Regions from separate parts of the Homo sapiens genome. Here regions 1 and 3 are each linked to region 2. The links are chromatin contacts, found by Hi-C or POLR2A ChIA-PET in ENCODE. All regions are on one chromosome and are shown on one strand. Each heading gives the region's core, a stretch centred on a gene start or an enhancer-like site at or near the end of the contact. The rest is flanking DNA. Distances are from core to core; before and after follow the strand shown. Region 1 overlaps IRAK2 (interleukin 1 receptor associated kinase 2). Region 2 holds the start of MTMR14 (myotubularin related protein 14). Region 3 holds the start of TATDN2 (TatD DNase domain containing 2).

Evidence for each region. Hi-C counts contacts between places; a loop is a spot of excess contacts on that map. ChIA-PET counts read pairs that join two places held with the same protein, here RNA polymerase II (POLR2A). Pooled maps may share reads with other maps.
Region 1: a pooled map shows a loop between it and region 2 (4-fold over the local background). The contact joins the enhancer-like site here to the promoter of MTMR14 in region 2. A Hi-C loop is called at or near these places in 2 of 37 single-sample maps with no recorded cell type and 5 of 50 pooled maps. POLR2A ChIA-PET finds 5 or more read pairs at or near these places in 2 of 52 experiments (MCF 10A and activated CD4-positive, alpha-beta T cell).
Region 3: a loop to region 2 is called in a map with no recorded cell type, with 26 times the contacts of the local background. The contact joins the promoter of TATDN2 here to the promoter of MTMR14 in region 2. A Hi-C loop is called at or near these places in 4 of 37 single-sample maps with no recorded cell type and 13 of 50 pooled maps. POLR2A ChIA-PET finds 5 or more read pairs at or near these places in 3 of 52 experiments (CD4-positive, alpha-beta T cell, activated B cell and naive thymus-derived CD4-positive, alpha-beta T cell).

Annotation. Positions count from the first base shown.
Region 1 is chr3:10,180,157-10,184,661 of GRCh38, reverse strand. The region is part of intron 2 of IRAK2 (interleukin 1 receptor associated kinase 2); the gene reads right to left. Among named protein-coding and RNA genes, the nearest start is that of IRAK2, 17 kb to the right of the region's middle. Within about 2 kb of position 3,006, at least 3 of the 41 ENCODE cell types and tissues checked have a DNase peak (open chromatin) inside an H3K27ac peak, as active enhancers do.
Region 2 is chr3:9,648,045-9,652,699 of GRCh38, reverse strand. MTMR14 (myotubularin related protein 14) reads right to left here and starts at 3,195. Exons shown (of 19, transcript NM_001077525.3): 1 at 2,958-3,195. The coding sequence starts at 3,116. RefSeq lists silencers at 3,031-3,130, 3,231-3,340 and enhancers at 3,212-3,381, 2,668-3,563, 3,371-3,600.
Region 3 is chr3:10,246,853-10,251,356 of GRCh38, reverse strand. TATDN2 (TatD DNase domain containing 2) reads right to left here and starts at 2,898. Exons shown (of 8, transcript NM_014760.4): 1 at 2,290-2,898; 2 at 1,743-2,162. The coding sequence starts at 2,156. RefSeq lists an enhancer at 1,462-2,330 and a silencer at 2,583-3,012.

The sequences.
Region 1 (4,505 bases), core at 1,757-4,256, 530 kb before region 2:
GTTGACTGCTATAGACAAGTAACTACCTCGTGTTTCTCATCTCAAGTAGGAGTTTTTTATTGTGGCTTCCTGTTCAAATTCCACCATGGAATTTGGGTGTGCTGGGGGAAGGGGATGCAGACAGCTTCTCTTTGGTTGAGAGGCCCTGGGTCACTGGGGCCATTAGAGAAGGCTACACATCACCCACACATACCAGATTTGCCCTAAAGGAAGTGACTGATTAGGCCCCCAGGCCTATCTCCCTTGTGGAAAGCAGATGTTTTATGCAGGTCAAGACAGGTGTATACAGATATCTGGGTGGCCAAAATGGACCGTGGCAGAAACTGCTAATGGTCCCTCCAATACTGATTGCCTCCTTTTCTAGAGTACTAGAAGCTTTAGTTGCACATAAAACCTTGCAACCAAAGATTACATTTCCCAGCCTCCCTTGCAAGCAGGTGTGGTTCTGTGACCAGGTTTGGCCAATAGCTTATGAGGGAAAGTAGGTGAGCAACTTCCTGGTCATGTCCTTAAAAGAAGTGGAGTGTACCCACCTTTTTCCTCTTTTTCCCTTCTTGCTGTCTGCGATGTGCATGTAGGGGCACAGAGGGGCCATCTCAGATGTGAGAAGTCTTGTGTCCACACTGGCAGAACAGTAAAGAAGAAAGAGCCTGGGCCACAAAACCACGGAGCTGCCACTTGAGCCCGGGGCAGCCTGGCAGTCACAGGAGAGGGAAACGAACGCCTGTCTTTTCTCAGCCACTGTGGTCTGCGCTTGTTTTACAGTAGTGAACCTGGAAGGCTAATAGAGGAGCCCAAGACATGGATGGCTAAAAGAGGAAAAAGGGGCTGACTCTGGCCAGCAGATTTGCTAGGGCAAGGAATGGGTAGCTGCTTTCTGTTCTAAGCCTTCTGTACTGATTTATTCTAATTCTCTTATTTATTTATTTATTTATTTATTTTGAGACGGAGTCTCGCTCTGCCGCCAGGCTGGAGTGCAGTGGTGCCATCTTGGCTCACTGCAAGCTCCGCCTCCCGGGTTCCCACCACTCTCCTGCCTCAGCCTCCTGAGTAGCTGGGACTACAGGCACCCGCAACCACGCCAGGCTAATTTTTGTTTGTTTGTTTTAGTAGAGGCAGGGTTTCACTGTGTTAGCCAGGATGGTCTCGATCTCCTGACCTTGTGATCTGCCCGCCTCGGCCTCCCAAAGTGTTGGGATTACAGGCTTGAGCCACTGCGCCCGGCCCATTCTAATTCTTAGAGTATTCAGTGTTTGACAAATTAAATAACTACGGCCTTGGCAACTAAGGCTGAGGAAATATCAAGGAACAGAGACCCACAGAGCCAGCCCTCTACCCATTCAGACCAGGCAGCCACTGCAGTTCACATTTCAAGAGACTGTGCAGGGATATGGCCCCCAGTGGGCCCCTGTCGTACCACTGAGTTCAAGCATGGCCTTCAAAAGGCCACAGTCACATCCAGGCACATCCCCTGGAGAGGTAAGTCCCTCAGGAAGCCACTTCATGTCCAGGACTTCTGGTGTGTGGGGCTTTCAAGTACTGTTTTCTTCAAATTTATCATTAACACCCTTTAAGAGGTGGTGGGCATCCAGCCAGGCGCGGTGGCTCACGGCTGTAATCCTGGCACTTTGGAAGGCCGAGGTGGGCAGATCACTTGAGGCCAGGAGTTCAAGAATAGCCTGGCCAACATGGTGAAACCCCATCTCTATTAAAAATTCAAAAACTTAACCAGATGCAGCGGGGCACACCTATAATCCTAGCTACTTGGGAGGCTGAGGCAGGAGAACCACTTGAACTCCAGAAGCAGAGGTTGCAGTAAGCTGAGATCGCACTACTGCACTCCAGCCTCAGTGACAGAAAGAGACTCCGTCTCAAAAAAAAAAAAACAAATTAGTGGGCATCTGTTTGAACTACTATAGAGATAACAAAAAATTAAAATTAAAAAAATAAAGGGCCTGGCGCAGTGGCTCAGCCTGTAATCCCAGCACTTTGGGAGGCTGAGGCGGGCAGATCACCTGAGGTCAGGAGTTTGAGACTAGCCTAGCCAACATGGCGAAACCCCATCTCTACTAAAAATACAAGGCCGGGCGCAGTGGCTCACGCCTGTAATCCCAGCACTTTGGGAGGCCGAGGCGGGCGGATCACGTGGTCAGGAGATCGAGACCATCCTGGCTAACAGGTGAAACCCCGTCTCTAACTAAAATACAAAAAATTAGCCGGGCGTGGTGGCGGGCACCTGTAGTCCCACCTACTCGGGAGGCTGAGGCAGGAGAATGGCATGAACCTGGGAGGCGGAGCTTGCAGTGAGCCGAGATCGTGCCACCGCACTCCAGGCTGGGCGACAGAGTGAGACTCTGTCCCAAAAAAAAAAAAAGAAAAAAAGAAAATGATGTAGCTGGGCACAGTGGCTCACACCTGTAATCCCAGCACTTTGGGAGGCCAAGGCCGGTGGATCACCTCGGGTCAGGAGTTCGAGACCAGCCTGGCCAATATGGTGAAACCCCCGTCTCTACTGAAAATACAAAAATTAGCCAGGTGTGGTGGCAGGTGCCTGTAGTCCCAGCTACTTGGGAGGCTGAGGGAAGAGAATCGCTTGAACCTGGGAGGCAGAGGTTGCGGTGAGCCAAGATTGCGCCACTGCACTCCAGCCTGGGTGACAGAGCAAGACTCCATCTCAAAAAAAAAAAAAAAGAAAAGAAAAAGAAAAAAAAGAAAATGATGCTTACTCAGGAATAGGGCATTGGAATGAGAGTACACGTGCCATAGTAAACTAAGTGTGTATCCAGGGAGGTTTTTCAAAGGAAAAGTGAAGAGGATTACATAACTGTTTTGAGATAACTATCCTTGAATAACAAGAGTGATTCCAGTCTCCAGGGTCGGATAGGCATTTGCTGGGCAGATGTCCTCGCAGAAGTATTTTTTGTGTGTGGTTACAATGGTCTTTATGCAAGGTTGTGGTTTTTGTAGAGTCTTCCGTGACAGTTATTGTTGTTGGGCATTTATGCATGACAGTCCTCCCTTCATGGCCTTCCCTAGTTCTATTTGTCAGGGTTATTTATTTTTGAAATGGAGTCTCGCTCTGTCACCCAGGCTGGAGTGCAGTGTGCAATCTCCCCTCACTGCAACCTCCGCCTCCCAGGTTCAAGCAATTCTCCTGCCTCAGCCTCATGAGTAGCTGGGACTACAGGAGCCCAGCTAATTTTTTTGTATTTTTAGTAGAAACAGGGTTTCACCATGTTGGTCTGACTGGTTTCAAACTCCTGACCTCAGGTGATCTACCCGCCTCGGCCTCCCAAAGTGATGGGATTACACGCGTGAGCCACCATGCCCAGCCAAGGGTTATTTTTTTTTTTAACACAAAGTCACTCCATATTGATTCTGACAACTTTCGCAGGGGGAATGTAAGGAGAGGAACGGCAGCGGCTCAGGAGCACCGGGCAGGGAGGGGTTTCAGGTGGGTTCCAGGAATGGGGAGGCTGTGGCCTGGGCAGCTAGCTGACCCTCTCCACTCTGAGGAGGAAGGTGTGCTTAGGGAGGCAGCCAGCAGGGGTGGAGACAGAAGTCCAGGGGATGGGGAGGACCATGACTCAAGAGGAGCCACCACTATGCTGCTGGGGGCACACAGAGGAGTCAGGGTCCAGCCTGTGCAGAAGCAGGCCCAGCCACCGTCCTGTGCTGGAACATCACTCCCATTGGTAGCCAGATCGCCCCATTCCCGACCCCAGACAGGAGGGCCTGGAAAGTTGCTTGCCAGCTGAAGGGAGGAGATGTTCTCGCTGCCCCACTGGCCTCCCCGTGACTGGTGTGGTCTGCCCCACAATGCCCCCAAAAGCCCAGCCTGGGCTGTAGCTCTAGATCTCTCCACCTGCACGTCCACCACAGCATCCCCTGCTCTCCTGGTTTATCTCAGAGGGTGGTACTCTCTAGGCCCCCACCCTCAGGCCTTTGCTCCCAGTCCCCCCTCCTGGAAGCCCTCAATGACTCCAGAAGACCTGAGGGATAGGCAGGTGCTGAATCTGGTCTGATGGTCCAGCCAGGTGGTTCCCAGCTCAGGAACCCCAGACAGGACAGCTCCTCCCCAGGTGTCTGGGGCTCCCACCACTGGCTCCTCAGGGCCCTTGCACATGCTGGCCCCTCTCTCCTGAGCTCTTACCCAATGCGTCATGTGGCTGTCTTCTTCCTATTCCTCTAGGTTCACATCCTCACACTGGCCTTCCTTGACCCCCTGTCCTAGGAGGCTCCCCTATCTGGTCACTGTATCCTGCCTGCCCATTTCTGTACTAGTTTTCCTATGCATTAACTGTCTCCTCACAAGACTGTGTCCTCATGAGGGCGGAGGACCTGTCACATTGCCTGTGCTGTATTCCAGAACCTAGGGCAGAACCAGGCAGGTGCTCAGTTAAGTACATGCAGAAGACTGGCTCCCTGCCCTACGCTGAGGGGGTCTCTTTGGGGATGTGAGGAGGGGTGGGGGTAACCAGACCCCCCATCCCCACTGCCTTCTG
Region 2 (4,655 bases), core at 1,946-4,445:
TTTGAGAAAGAGTCTTGCTCTGTCACCCAGGCTAGAGTGCAATGGTGTGATCTCTGCTCACTGCAACCTCTGCCTCCTGGGTGAGCCACCACGCCCAGCCAACAAAAAATTTTTAATAGAGATGGGGTTCATGTTTCCAGGCTGCTCTCGAACTCCTGGGCTGAAGCAGTCTACCTGCCTTGGCCTCCCAAAGTGCTAGGATTACACGCGTGAGCCAGTGTACTGGCCCTCTTCCCCATTCTTTAGCCATAGACTAGTACCTACAAGCTCTATTCCATGCAACCAGTAAAAGCTGCAAAGTCTCTTTATACACAACTTGCTGGTGAAATAGAAGAAACAGCTCCCCCTAAAATTACTTATTTTGATCACAGTTCAGAGAAAAACACAACAGAAAAAAGGCATAAGAACTGTAACATCAAGAAGTTTGCAAGAGGGCCAGGCATGGTGGCTCACGCCTATAATCCCAGCACTTTGGGAGGCACCGAGGAGGGCAGATCACTTCTGATCAGGAGCTTGAGACCAGCCTGGCCAACAGGTGAAACCCTTTCTCTACTAAAAATACAAAAATTAGGCTGGGTGCAGTGGCTCATGCCTGTAATCCCAGCAGTTTGGGAGGCCAAGGCGGGCAGATCACGAGTTCAAGAGATTGAGATAATCCTGGCCAACATGGTGAAACCCCATCTCTATTAAAAATATAAAAATTAGCTGGGCATGGTGGCGGGCGCCTGTACTCCCACCTACTGGGGAGGCTGAAGCAGGAGAATCGCTTGAACCCAGGAGGCGGAGGTTGCAGTGAGCCGAGATCACGCCATTGCATTCCAGCCTGGGCGACAGAGTGAGACGCCATCTCAAAAAAAAAAAAAAAAATTAGCCAGGCATGATGGTGCATGCCTGTAGTCCCAGCTACTAGGGAGGCTGAAGCAGGAGGATCGCTTGAATCCAGGAGGTGGAAGTTGCAGCGAGCCAAGATCGCACCACTGCACTCCAGCCTGGGTGACAGAGGGAGACTCCTTCTGAAAAAAAAAGTTTGCAAGAAGTTAGTCCAAAGGTAGTGAGTTATCTCAATCGATTGTTCAGTTACAGATCTAACTCCCTGTTCTGCCTGAATTGTTATAAATACATATAAATATATATACATCTAAGTTTGCAGGAGATCAGAAGGCCTGGAGAGATAATTAAGGCCAGCCGCAGCCAATATGAGGTGTAACTTATGCTAACCCTAATCTTCAGGGTCATGTAAGTTGGAAGAGGGGTCCAGAAAAACCAATGACCTACAGCCACTCAAAAGACCCTTACTGGCCAGGTGTGGCGGCTCACGCCTGTAATCCCAGCATTTTGGGGGGCTGAGGTGGGAGGATTGCTTGAGCTTAGGAGTTTGAGACCAGCCAGGGCAATATAGCGAGACCATGTCTCTAGGAAAATAAAGAAAAATTAGCCAGGCATGGTGGTGTGTACCTGTGGTCCCAGGTGCTTGGCAGGCTTAAGTGGGAGGATCGCTCAAACCCAGGATTTCGAGGCTGCAGTAAGTCATGGTTGCACCACTGCAATCCAGCCTGGGCAGCAGAGCGAGACCCTGTCTCAACACAAAAAACAAAAACAAACAAACAAAAAAGCCAGGCGCGGTGGCTCACGCCTGTATCCCAGCACTTTGGGAGGCTGAGGTAGGCGGATCACCTGAGCTCAGGAGTTCAAGACCAGCCTGGCCAACCTGGGGAAACTCCATCTCTACTAAAAACTACAATAATTAGCTGGGCGTGGTGGTGGGGTCCTGTAATCCCAGCTACTTGGGAAGTTGAGGCAGGGAGAATTGCTTGAACTGGGGAGGCGGAGGATGCAGTAAGCTGAGATTGCGCCACTGCACTCCAGCCTAGGCGACAAAGCGAGACTCCTTCTCAAAAGAAAAAAAAAAAAAAAGCAAATTCCAGGATCCCACCCCCAGAAATTCTGACTTGGTAGGACTGGGTGGGACTAAGGAATCTCTGTTTTCACAAAGTATCCCATAAGCACAAATTTTAAAAGTACCCCAGATGATCATTAAACAGGTGGTCCCCAGACTATACTTGGAAAAATTACTTGGCCATTTGGAGAGTGAGGAAGTCCAATCCTTACTGAAGTCTTCCCTGGGTTACTTCAGAGACTACAAGATGCCAACTACAGAATAGCAACTCACGGTAATCTCTGAGGTCAAATCAGAGTTCTGTGGTGCAGGATGGAACAGAATTCCACTGGAAAACTTGGTGCTAAAGCTGCCAAAACCACGTGGGGGAATGAGATGGCAGGGTCGGCAAGATTCCCACCGCACTGCCAGCCAGTGCTTAGGGTGGGGATGGCCTGAGCTGACAGGAAGCCCTCCAGGTCTGGCGATAAGACGACTGGGTGGAAATCCCAAAGGGAGCAAAAAGAGGAACGGAGACCTGCTTTAGATAAAGGAACTGAAAGGGAGTGTGGGTTGTCTTCCTGCTCTATAGGGGAAGGAAAGGGATGGGCCTAAGTCATGCTGAGACCTTATAAGGGGGCAGCACACTGGGTTCACCTCCTGGCTCCATTCTGACCTCTGACCCCGAGGAATCGTCTCCCTATTTTTCTTAGCTTTTTCTTGGGGCTTTTTCCCTGACACAACTCATCCTACGGCACCTGAAGCAGGGAATAGACCTTCCTTAGGTCCTCCTCTCTGATCTTTGAACCTGGCCCCTCAGCTTGATCTCTCACCTCCAGACCCCTTCTCAAACAAGAAGGACCTCTTTGCTGGGCTCATTCTGACCCCAGTTCCTCCTTTTATGGTTGTCAAGACCGACTCTTATACTCCGGATACAGACCCTGGAGAACTCCTCTCTCTCTCTCCTCTTCCTCAGCGGCGAGGTACCACTCCTACCTTTTTCTGACCCCTGGCCTCAGCCTTTCCTCTGTAACTTCCCAAGTTAGGAGCCTTCCCCAGCTCATCGCACCTCCAATCTCACCTTAGAGCCGCCGGTCCCGCTGCCATCCTTGGCCCGGTACTGAGTCCGGGAGAACTCCTCCAGCAGCTCCCCAAGCCCCAGCTCCTGAGGCGGCTGGTTGCCTGAAGAGGCCGAGGACCCCGCCGAGGCAGCGGCGGCGGCGGCCCGAGCGCCGGCCATGGCCCAGCCCCGCGTCCCCTCAGTGTGCCTCAAGCGGGCCCATGGCACCTGCCTGCACCCAACTCCGACACTAGAACCTCCGGAACCGCCTCAGCCACCGCCTTCTACTTCCACTTCCACTTCCGGCCCCGCCCCGTCCCGCCGGATGTTTACTCCGACTCTGGCCAATCGGAGCTCTGGACCCGCGCCCCGCCTACGATTACTGGCCCGCCCCCGGCGCAGAGCGATCCTTCTATCCACCAGGGAGGCCACTGGCTGATACCGCGTGATCCGCCCCAAGGGGTTTCCCCCGGGGAAGCCGGGCTCAACCATTGGGCTGCCGGGGGAGGGGGGTAGCAGGAAGGAACCATTGAAAAGAACCAGAGGAAAAGTGGAATCAACAATTACAGGGAAGCCGAGCGTGGTGGCTCACACCTGTCATCCCAGCACTTTGGGGGGCCGAGGCGGGCGGATCACTTGAGGCCAAGAGTTCGAGACCAGGCTGCCAAAATGGTGAAACCGCATCTCTACTAAAAATAAAAAAATTAGCCGGGCATGGTGACACCCACCTGTAATCCCAACTACTTGGGAGGCTGAGGCAGGAGAATCGCTTGAACCCATGAGGCTGAGGTTGCAATGAGCCGAAATCGAACCACTACACTCCAGCCTGGGTGACAGAGCAATACTCTGTCTTAAGAAAAAAAAAAAATTACAGGGCGAGGAGGAGAGAACGCTTGGAGGCAACAAATTAGTACTAGAAACCATAATGGCAGTGGTTACCAATATTAAAACATTTCAGCCGGCCGCGGTGTCTCACGCCTGTAATCCCAGCACTTTGGTAGGCCGAGGCAGGCGGATTATGAAGTGAGGCATTCGAGACCAGCCTGATCAACGCAGTGAAACCCCGTCTCTACTAAAAATACAAAAATTAGCCGCGCGTGGTGGCAGGTGCCTGTAATCCCAGCTACTCGGGAGGCTGAGGCAGGAGAATTGCTTGAACCCGGGAGGCGGAGAGTGAGCCGAGATCGCGCCACTGCACTCCAGCCTGGGTGACAGAATGAGACTCCGTCTCTAAAACAAAAACAAAAACACAACATTTCATAAAACCCTTTCTCCCCCTGCTGCTCACAACATCCCTGTGAGTACAGTGCATTATATCATCAGCCCTATTTTATTGAGGTAGAAACTGGGAGTCAGGGAGGTGAAGCGACTGCCTTGAAATTCTGTGATGAGAAGCCTCTCATTATTATTATTATTAGAATATTTCAGACATTCGCAAAAGTGGAGACAATAGTATAATGAACCCTCATGTACCCATTAACTGGTTTTGAACAATAATCAACATCTGCTTATCTATCCTGTTTAAGCAGTCCCTTCCCATCCAGGGAATTATTTTAAAGCAAATCCCAGACATCACATTATTTCAGCTGTGAATACTTAAGCATTTATCACAACAGATTTGTACTTCAAAAAAAAAATACATAAAAAATATAAGGCTATTAACATGCCTAAGAAAATTAACAATATTCCTTAATGTGGTCTAATACCCAGTCTGAATGA
Region 3 (4,504 bases), core at 1,649-4,148, 600 kb before region 2:
CCATTGTCCTTAGGATAAAATCCAAATTCCCTTGGCTACTAAAACCTTGCTGCAATCCACCCCCTACCTCGCTCTCCAGCCTCCATTCTGGGCTCACTACTCCATCATACCACATTGTGGGCAGTCATGCGACCACTCCTCCAGCCCTCCCACCAGACTGCTCCCTAGAAGCTCATCACTCCCAGACCCAACAGTGCGTGGCCCACAATAACCCTCAAGTGCTTCTACTGAAACCATTAAATTGGGTTCTTGCAAAACAAGGCCCCTTTAGCCTTAATGAGAGAAAGGTGGGTCCACCTACAATTAGACCCACCCAGATTAGAGACCACACCCTCAAACCTGAGTTCCAGGTCTTTAGGACAGCCAGGGATTCAGCACACCTGAAAGACTATGTAAAGTAAATTTCCTGCCTCTCCCAGTAACAGGTTTCACTCTATCTACAAATTGTCAGTGAAGCTAAATTGAATCAACTGGTATTATTTTATGCTGTACCCAAGTCTACTGAAATTGTATCAAGGATTAATGGCAAGATTAACTTGTATGAGCAAAGTCCCATACTTACCTGATTTGAGACAAATTCAGCATTCCTACGCTAGAGACAGGGCTTTTCAACTCACTGTTATTTGTGAATTTAAAAAGAAAAAATCCACGTGCCCACACAAGAGTTCAGACAGTGAGGTCCACATTGAAAAAACCAGGGGCACTTAGCCTATGAGTCCCCAAGACAAACAGTCAAATACAGCCTCCTTTCTCAGCTACACAAAAGAAACCACCAAGGCTAGGCTTAAAAACAAACACATATTCCTTAGGGCCTGTTTTAATTGCTTTTGTAAAGTAATTTTCTCTAGAGGCAGCCCATCTGATCCCAAATAAGACTGTTTCTCCACTCCTCCACAGGCAGAACTTCTCACTTCTTAAGACTCAGACCTTCAAAATCTAGGATGCAAACTCTAAGGGGAAAGTGATCTGTTTTGTTAGTAAAGAATCCCAAACACCTAGAACATTGCCTGGCACAAACTAAACCCTCAACACATATTTGTTCAAAGCCTTGATTGAGTAGATGAGCGAAATGTATCTTCTCTGTGAAGCACTCCTTGGTCTGCTCAAAGTACTTATGAAACCCTCTTGCATGTTTCCATTAGGGAATTAACAATTTAACCTCCAAAAAAAAAAGAAAAAAAAAAAAAACTAGCACCACCAAGCAAAACCCCAACATGCTGGAAACTATGACTTTGGAGAAAAGCTACACCAAGAACCGCAATTCTTGGTTCTGTGATTCAGAGTGGTTCAAAGTACAAGGGCACACAATTCTTTAAACTGACAACTAAAATAAATACATTCTTCTCTTGAGCACATAATCCACCTTCTACTGCAGTGATTCTCCAACGGGGCTGCACGTTTACAATAACCTGGGGAGCACTGAAAAATCTGGAAGCCCAGACCACACCTCAGCCCAATAAATCAGTTTCTCTGGAGTAGGAGGCAGGCCCAAGTATTTTAAAGCTTTCCAAGTAGTTCCAAAGTGCTGCCGAGTTTGAAAATTACCTCTCTACTTAACTTCAGGCCACGCGCCTGGAAGACTGCTAGGTCTTCGAGTTTGGGGGGAGTGGACTTCTAGAAAGACCTTCCAGACCTTCAAGGATGTAATGTTTTGTAGTCTCCTTCCACCAAAATTCCCATCCCCAACCTCTCAAGCCATGTGGAAGGGGCTTCACCGATTGCAAAGCGTGGCAGCCACCTACCTTAAGGCTGCAGGCTTCCTCCTCTAGAGAAGCCATTTCTTCCAAAGAGGCGTTGGCAGGACGCAGAGGGGATCCCCCTGAAGACAGGAACCCCCGAGTGTTCCGAATCAGGCAGCCTTTGGAGGCGGCCCCGCCCACACCAGGGCCCAAGAAATGTGGGGAGAAGGAGGAGGAGGAGTTATTTCTGCGGCGGGATGAGCCCCAGGATAACCTCCGCGAGCAAGCCACATCGTCCTCCTTCTGGGCTTTCAGGCGCTTGGGGCTGCTGGGCCCTCCAGAACGCGACGCAGACCTCTGAGCTGGCCGGCTGGAGGGGGCCACATCACAGGGCTCCCGGAGGCAGCTGCGCTTGCGGGGACACCCTTCCGACGTGCTGCTCCAGTTGTGCTTGACCTTGCCCCGCTCGGACGCCATGGGCACCTGCAAGGTACAGGGGGCCTGGATTCCAACACCACCCTTCCTGGCGACCCCACCTCAGATTCCCGCCACCCCGGGCCCAGGAGGACGGCAAGACATAAGGGCAGAGCCAGGGGCTAGCCTCACTGACCTTTCCCTCTTCTTTCCACTGCCCATCACAGTTCTCAAGGTTTCAGAGATGCCAAACCGTGTTGGAGAAGTCAAAGCGATCCAAAATTGACTAAAGGCTGCCGTCGGTTTCCAAGCCCACAACGTGCTTCTGAGATCAGGAAGCCTTCACTTTGCCCAGCGCTACTTCGGAGATGCCTAAGCGCTTCCGGGGCTACGAAGCGCTTTGATCAGTTTGCAATATAAAGCCCTTTAGAACTGTCAAGCGCTTCAGAAGACCACATGGCGCTTCAAGATCCACACATGGCTGCCGGATCCGCGGCCCCGGGGCCGGGCGCTTAGCCCGTAGGCCAGGGCCAGACCCGGGCGCCGCAGCCCGCCCTGCTCCTGCGGCCCAACCAGACCCGGGCCGGAAGGGGCCCGAGCGGCCCCTCGGGAGCTGGCAGCGCCCTCGACCGCCAACTCAGGACGCCCCCCGCCGGCTGCCGCAGCTGTCCCGCCGGGCAGCCCGCCGCCTGCCCCAGCCCTACAGCCCCGCCTGGCCCGGCCTCCGCCCGAACTGCGACCACTCCGGCCTCCGTGGCGCCCGCCCTCCGGAACGAGCCCTGCGGCCCGCAGGCCGGAGAGCGACAGGGGCGGGGCCTGCGCCAAACGGAAGGCGCCCATTGCTCGACCCGGCAAGGGGCGGGACTCCGAGCAAGACGCAGCCCGCCTCAAAGCCAGGCGCCTTGGAGTCGGGACGGTACGCCTTAGGAAGCTCGTCCATTGGTCAGAAGCCAGATGGGGCGGAGCCACTCACGTGGGCTCGAACAGCGGGAAGTTGAGGCCAGCCAGATGTGCAGGCAGGTGGTGTCCGCTGACGCGCCTCACTTAACGCTGTTTTCCTCAGCGCCGGCCGCTGTACCTGAAGCTTTCAGACCTGGATTTCTCATCGAGCCAAAGCAAACCGTGTACTGAGCATTATCACCCCACTTTATAGAGCAGAAAACTGTGGCTCAGAGAGACTAAGTACACACCCAGAAATGGGAAGAATTAGAATTAGAAGGCACCAAAAAAAAAAAAAAAAAGACTACACAAAAATGTGAACTATCCGCCTGGTGAAAAATATTAAAGACGGCTGGGCACGGTGTCTCACGCCTGCAATCTCAGCACTTTGGAAGACCGAGGCGGGAGGATGGCTTGAGCTCGGGAGTTAGAGACCAGCCTGGCCAGCATGGTGCGACCCCCATCTCTACAAAAAATAAAATTAGCTGGGCGTGATGCCAGCTACTCAGGCTGAGGTGGGAGGATCACTTGAGGCCGGGAGGTCGAGGCTGCAGTGAGCTGTGATCCCGCCACTGCACTCCAGCCTGGAGGACAGAGCAAGACCCTGTCTCAAAAAAGAAAAAAAATCAAAGACAAGGTACAAATTCAGAAAAATACTCGAAACATATGACAAAGGGCTGATATTCGATGTAGCAATTCTCCCAAAATAATAAAATAACTTAGTATTAAGACTGGCAAAGGAGGCTGGGTCCAGTGGCACACGTCTGTAATCCCAGCACTTTGGGAGGCCGAGGTGGGTGGATCTCTTGAGGCAAAGAGTTCGAGACCAGCGTGGGCAACATGGTGAAATCCTGTCTCTAGTGAAACACAAAAATTAGCCTGGTGTGGTGGTGGGCGCCTGTAGTCCCAGCTACTCAGGAGGCTGAGGTGGGAGGATCCCTTGAGCCTGGGAAGTCGAGGGTCCAGTGAGCCAAGATTACTGCCACTGCACTCCAGCCAGGGAGACAAAGTGAGACCCCTGTCTCAGGGAAAAAAAAAAAAAAAGGCAAAGGAAGCAATGAACAAAAACAAATCATGAAACGCTCCTAAATATAAGAAAGATGGCTCCACCTCAACCATTAAAAAAGTACATGTAAGGCCAGGTGTGGTGGCTCACGCCTGTGATCCCAGCACTTTGGGAGGCCAAGGCGGGCAGATCACGAGGTCAGGAGATCGAGACCATCCTGGCTAATACGGTGAAACCCCGCCTCTACTAAAAATACAAAAATTAGCCAGGCGTGGTGGCAGGCGCCTGTAGTCCCAGCTACTCGGGAGGCTGAGGCAGGAGAATGGCGTGAACCCAGGAGGTGGAGCTTGCAGTGAGCCAAGATTGCGCCACTGCACTTCAGCCTGGGTGAGAGACTCCGTCTCTAAAAAAAAAAAATTAATTAATTAAATTAAATTAAAAAGTACATATAAAATTATAATTTTCC